2 separate regions of the Homo sapiens genome follow, and region 2 is linked to region 1. A link is a contact called in ENCODE Hi-C or POLR2A ChIA-PET data. All regions are on one chromosome and are shown on one strand. Each heading gives the region's core, a stretch centred on a gene start or an enhancer-like site at or near the end of the contact. The rest is flanking DNA. Distances are from core to core; before and after follow the strand shown.

What was found. Hi-C counts contacts between places; a loop is a spot of excess contacts on that map. ChIA-PET counts read pairs that join two places held with the same protein, here RNA polymerase II (POLR2A).
Region 2: a map with no recorded cell type shows a loop between it and region 1 (5-fold over the local background). The contact joins two enhancer-like sites. A Hi-C loop is called at or near these places in 1 of 168 maps with a recorded cell type or tissue (CD4-positive, alpha-beta T cell) and 1 of 37 single-sample maps with no recorded cell type. POLR2A ChIA-PET finds 5 or more read pairs at or near these places in 1 of 52 experiments (activated T-cell).

Annotation. Positions count from the first base shown.
Region 1 is chr3:16,695,938-16,699,129 of GRCh38, forward strand. It overlaps the pseudogene LOC124905414. Among named protein-coding and RNA genes, the nearest start is that of PLCL2UT, 27 kb to the right of the region's middle. RefSeq lists enhancers at 639-1,140, 1,778-1,827, 2,359-3,006. Within about 2 kb of position 1,699, at least 2 of the 41 ENCODE cell types and tissues checked have a DNase peak (open chromatin) inside an H3K27ac peak, as active enhancers do.
Region 2 is chr3:16,740,340-16,743,531 of GRCh38, forward strand. All of the region lies in intron 1 of PLCL2UT (PLCL2 upstream transcript), which reads left to right. Among named protein-coding and RNA genes, the nearest start is that of PLCL2UT, 18 kb to the left of the region's middle. Within about 2 kb of position 1,757, at least 4 of the 41 ENCODE cell types and tissues checked have a DNase peak (open chromatin) inside an H3K27ac peak, as active enhancers do.

The sequences.
Region 1 (3,192 bases), core at 449-2,948:
GCCAATCAGCCCACTCTGTGATCAACTCATTCCCTATTTAATATATACTCCATGGTCAAGTCTTTTTTTCACAATACAAAACAATTTCTGGTACCCCCAAAAGCCAAACAGTTTAGGTAACAAAATCCAAAAGAGACTGAAGATGGCAAAGAGGAAGGAGGAACAGGGTGGAGTAAAAATAAATAGAACAATTTTTAAGAAAGGAAGTGAGCAGAAGTACCAAGCATGTAATGTTATTTTAATGTTTCAGTCAACTAAAAAATTCCTAAAAATAGAATCCAAAAAGAGAAAAAGAGTAATGGCCATATATATATATCATCTACCTTAGATATCAACTTTTAATTAAGCTGACTTCTACTCGTAGATTTGGAGTTTTGGAGTAAGCCAATTCCACTCAGATTTTTAAAATAATCCCTTCAAATCTCTTATTACCAGATTTTAGCTGGGACAAATAGCTGATATTTTTGGCTTTTGAACATCCTTACCAAAGATATCCTCTCAGTTACCTTAACCGAAGTTATAACCACAAATGCACGCACGAGGTATCTCCAAAGAGGTGACAAGTAGTTTTTACAAGATCCAGAATCACCCCAAAAATAACTAAGAGAAAGGAAACTTTCACTAGCCATAAACAGGGTCTAACCCACATTTCTTTCAGGCCATATTTTCTAGGGTCTTAGCTTTTCAGCTTACTGTCCATACATGAAGACCCAAGAGCCTTGGGTCCCCCAACACAGACAGAAGACAGGAAATCAAAAGCTGTCCACAGAAGGGGAAAAGATCAATAGTACATTGGTACCCCCAAAGCCACATAAATATTAAACCAAGACAGGCTGGTTCCCTGACCAGGAATCAAACCCATGCTGTGGAGGGTTTTAACAATTAGGCCACCAGGTGGAATGGCCATTGTTGTTCCCTAATCAGGAAGCAAACCCAAGCTGTGGTGGAAATTTTAACCACCAGAACTATTTTCGGTCAGATTTTGCTCTTAATTTAGTCAAGATAATTTTTAAGGCTAGCCATGAAACTATTAGGCTCCCTTTAAAATATCTGATCTTTTCGTTAATAGTTTAGAATAGGAGATCTCTAAAATCTTTAAATTAATAGCACAATGAGAGAGAGAACCTGGAAAGGCAGTCGTCTTATATGAAACATTTCAGATAGTCAAATTTTGATTTTTCTTAAGTGGCTGGGGTTTTTAGAGGTGGAATTTGACTTTCTACAGCTGCAGGGATTTTAGTCAGCTTTAGAGGGGGCCAGAAGTTCATTAAATCTAACGGAAGATGGACAGAAACAAACAGACAAAAAACACAAAAAAGCAATCAAACAATTTGCATAAAATTGAGATTTCTGAGCATGAGGAGAAATTATAGCCAACTGACGGTAAGCCTTGACTTTCAGCTACTAAATCCCCAAATGACACCCCAAACCAGCTCCTTACCTGGAGATGGGGCACAAGCTGAAAACTGCTCTCTGCCATCACGGAAGCAGGAAAGTCTTCTTCCTTGTTAGAAGTAAGAACTCTCAGAAAAGGAGTTCTGCAGTGGAATAAACTTCAGATCTCAACTGGAAATTTTTGAGTGATTAGGGATCTCTGGAGGGAGAAACTCTCAGACTTCAGCAAATCATCCAATAGGTCAGAGCAATAAAGAGCTCCAGCTGGTACTAGGGCCCCAGTAGGAGAGTTGCTACAGGCCAAGAGCCAACTCCACTCAGAAAGCCCCTTTGTGGTTACCAAAATGTAAACCAAAAAGTGACTGAAGCAAGTCTCCATCCATTAGAGGTTTATTTGGCCAAAGCTGAGGATGCGCCTGGGAAAAAGCATAAATTACAGATGCTCCTGTGATTTATGTTTTTTCCAAAGGGGGTTTTGTGAACTTCAGTTCACAAAAGGGGAACTGCAAGCAGCAGGGGGAAGAAAAGGAGGCAGGCAGTGAGGCAGGTGGTCACATTCTTGTGAGGCTCTTATTAGCCTCAGTAAATCTACATTTTACATGTGAAAAGAGGGAATAGAGGAAAAAGTCAATGATGCATTCTCTCACACTCAGTGAGTCTACATTTTACATAAGATGAAGCAAATGTGGAAAGAGGGAGTAGAGGAAATGAGGCTATGACATGGGGTTGTGAAATTACAGCTATCTGGGAGCCAAAGGAAGACAGTATTTGTGACTCAGCTTCTAAGCTTAACTTGCACTTTGGTATAGTGAGTTCGGGGTCCCAAGGTTCTATTTTTTTTTCATACCTGTAACTTCTGTTTCCAAAAATGTTCCCCTGTCTTTAAAAACCCTTGCTTATAAGCCACTGGGGAAGTAGGATCTCACACAATAGCTGTCTGATTTTCCTTGCTTGGCACCCTGCAAATAAATGCCCTCCTTTTTCTTGCTGCAAACTTTGGTACAGATATTTGTCTTTACTGTGCTGGGCCAATGGACCCAGGTTTGGTTCAGTAACGAGGCACTTTTCTCACTTTTAGGTACCCCCACCAACTCTATCTAAGATTCCATCACCCTCCAAGGAGCAGGACCCTTTCCCAGAGGCCCACAGCAACATATAAGCCTGGAGCTCTAATCTGACTCTAGCCTGATAATTCAAGTACCTCTGACCTAGTTTTAAAGAGCAGGGAAGTCTGCATGGTCATCTATTGAGTTTCTATTCTGTTGAGTTGGGCAGTGTTCTCAACTGACTGCCCATGAGAATCACCTAGTGTGTGGGTATTAGGGGGGAGACTTTAAAAATACCAGTACTGAGCCCCCACAGCAAGAGATTTCCATTCAACTGGTCTAGACCCAGTCCAGGCAATGACGTTTTTAGAAAACGTCCCCAGGTGGTTCTATCATACAGCCAGGTGGAGAGCCAGTGGTGATGGCTTATACTGTATGCTCTGATTTCTTCAGAGCTTTGTTTTTGATTCTCCAACCAAAATTTTGTAACTCAAAATGGTTTTCTCTCCCAGAAAACACAGCTTTTGTAAATTAAAACCCTTGTTTTTCTCTCATGAATTTCAAAGGCCTGCTTAGAAACTCAAAAGCCCAGAATCTGACTCTAAATTATCTGCAGTGTGCCTTCTGAGGCAGAAACCGGCAAGCCTGAGCCCAGCCTCACTGTGCAGTGATGATGAAGAGAGATGTTGAGTAAGAAAAAGCATTACTTAGTATGGAAAACAGCAGCTCATGTATTAAAATCATACCCATT
Region 2 (3,192 bases), core at 507-3,006, 44 kb after region 1:
CTTTGATACACAAAAGCTTTTAATTTTATGAAGCCCAACTTACCTATTTTTTCTTTTGTTGCTTATCATTTGGTCTCACATCTAAGAAATCATTGCCAAATCTAAGGTCATGGAGATGTACAACTAAGTTTTCTTCTAAGAGTTTTATAGTTTTAACTGTTATATTTAGCTCTTTGATCCATTTGCAGTTGATTTTTGTACATGGCATGAGGTGAGTCCAACTCCATTCCTTTGCATGTGGCAATCCCGTTGTCCCTGCATCATTTGTTGAATAATGTTAAGTGCTTTTTGAAAACATGTTTTGGGTGACTGCATAAGTTACATACTGCATCACCATTTGCTTACTTATTCCTCCTTTGTTTTGTGGTGTTCTAGAAATGCAGATAATTTACTCCTTGACCACATCTTTCTTTAGAAAACATGTTCAGCTCACAGCTTCAAAAAAGAGAACCCCTAGAGACATCATAAATATTGATTTTGGACATGGTAGACACTTGGCCAAAGCTGGGCCCATCAGATCTTTACTCTGGGAATTTAGCACTGGGATACTGATACTATGTGATCTAGATGTGTGGGAAACAAGTTTAAAGGTAACATAAAGTCTGGGTTCCATAATTTTTTTTGACTTTATGAACCATCTGGTTTACAACATCTGGTTATCATAATAACTGAGATTATTATGATAATTTCTGTATTAAAAGGACAGAAGAACCAGCTATAAAGCAGAAAAAAAGGATGCAGACACATTTAAAATAGAAACTACAAAAAATGGAGAGATTTGCAGTTTGTTAAATTTCTAATTCTCGTGAATTCCATAAGAATCTCTGCTTCCTTTACTTTCCCTGGTTTTCTGGAATTAGTTTGGGTGAATGTCTTTTCCTTTGCAAACAAACTTTCCCTGACTTAGACAGACCTTATACTGGTTAGGAATCTTGATTGCAAGAGACAGAAAACCCAACTTAACTGGATTAAGCCAAAGGACTCATACTGGCTTAAATACCCGAAAGTCCAGGGTATAGCTTGATGTAGGGACTAAAAAATGTCATGTAGACATGGTTCTCTGCATCCCCCAGTTCTACCTTCTGTGGTGTTCACTTAATTCTCAACCTTAGAAACTCTCATCTTCAATCATTCTGGCTACGAACAGTCTAAAAAGAAAGAACACTTTCCTACAACTCCTGAGCAAGTCTTGGATTCACTCTGATTGTGACCACATTGCGTGAGTCATGGCCCATCCTTGAACTAACCCCAAGGGGTCTTTTGCCAAGTCTGAGTCATATGTTCACTCCTGGGTAGGGAAAAACCTCATTGGAACCACATTGACTGAAAATGAGGAGGGAGGTTTTCTTAAATTCTGGATTCTGTTACAAAATAGAAATGATGCTGAGTAGACAAAGAAACAATAGATGCCAACACAGGCATTTAGATACATTCTAATTTTTTATTATTGCCTGTAACACTTATGTGCAGCCTTGTCCATAAATATTTGTTCACATCTCTCATTATGTCTTTAGGATATTGTTTAGCTCTGTTGTTGCATTGCAAATCACCCCCAAACTTAGTGGCTTAAAACAAAGACAATGATTCATTTCTCACTATTCTGTGGGCTGGCTGGGCTCAGCTGGGAAGTTCTGCTCCTTGTGGTATAGTTGAGGTTGCTCATGGAGCTGCATTCAGCTGATGAGTGGCTGGGGCTGTCCCATCCAAGACAGTCTCTTCTCCTCCTGGGCCTCTCTCCGTGTGGCTTTTCATCATTCCGCAGTGTAGCCTGAGCTTATTTATAGCGTGGTGACCAGCTTCCAGGATGTAGAGAGTGGAAATTCCCAGACAGTCCTCTTAAGGCCTAGGCCTGGAAGTCCCAGTGCCTTACTTCTGCTTCACCTTGTCAGTCAAAGCAAGTCACGGGGCCTTCCCAGATTCAGAGGGAGAAGGATATAAATATACTCCCAGAAATAGAAATGCCAGATGAAAGAGTATGCATATTTTAAGGTTCATGGTACATGTTGTGAGATTTGTTCCCCAGACAGCTTCTACCAATGTCCAACACCCCCCCCACCAGCAGTGTATAAGATCATGTGTTTCACCACACAAATGCAAACACTTAGTAATTTCACAGGTTTAAAAATAACAATGTGATTGTTGTCTTATTAATATTTGAGGGGTTAAACTTTTTCATATGCTTCTTAGCCATTAAAATAATTTTAATTATTTAATAACATATGTCTATGTTATTAGATTATGATATAGCATACCAATGTGTGCCATCATCTAGTTTAATAAAAAGCATCTTACTGTGAAATGTTCTGTGGGTTCCTCCCTAATTCTATTCCATTCTCTCCCTCTCAAAGGTAACCATTATTATAAATTTTTGTTTGTACTCCCATGCCCTTATTTTATCTTTTATAACAGCTTTTTTTGCAATATCATTCACATATCATACAATGGACCCATTTAAAGTATATAATTAATGTTTTTTGTACATTAACAGAGTTGTACAACCATCACTACAATACATTTTAAAACATTTTCATTATCCCCTAAAGAAACCCTGTACTTCTTAGCAGTTATATTCATTCTCCCCTTTCCCCTAACTCCCACCCTAGGCAATCACTAATCAATTTTATTTCTATTTAGATTTCCTATTTGGGGTATTTCATAGAAATAAAATTATAGAATATGTGGTCTTTTGTGTCTGGCTCCTTCACTTAACATGTTTTCAAGGGTCATCTATGTTGCAGACTGTATCAATATGCCATTCCTTTTTATTACTGAGTAATATTCCATTGTGTGAATACATCACATTTTATTTGTTCATTTGTCTGTTGATGGACATTTAGGTTGTTTACATTTTTGACTATTATGAATAATGCTGTTATGAACATTCAAGTACAAGTTTGTGTAGTCTTACATTTTCAGTTCTTTTGGAGTATTTCAATACCTTGGAGTGGAATTGCTGGGTTATATGGTAACTCTGTATTTAAACTTTTGAGTAACTGTCTTTCAGAGTGTTTCACACTTTGCCAGACTGTTTTCCAAAGTGATGACAGCATTTTACATTTCCAGTAGAAGTATGAGGGTTCCAGTTTCTCCACATCCTTATCAACCCTTTGTATTATCTGTCTTTTTGATTATAGCCATCCTAGTGGGTATGAAATGGTGACTCACTGTGGTTTTCATTTACATTTCCCTAAT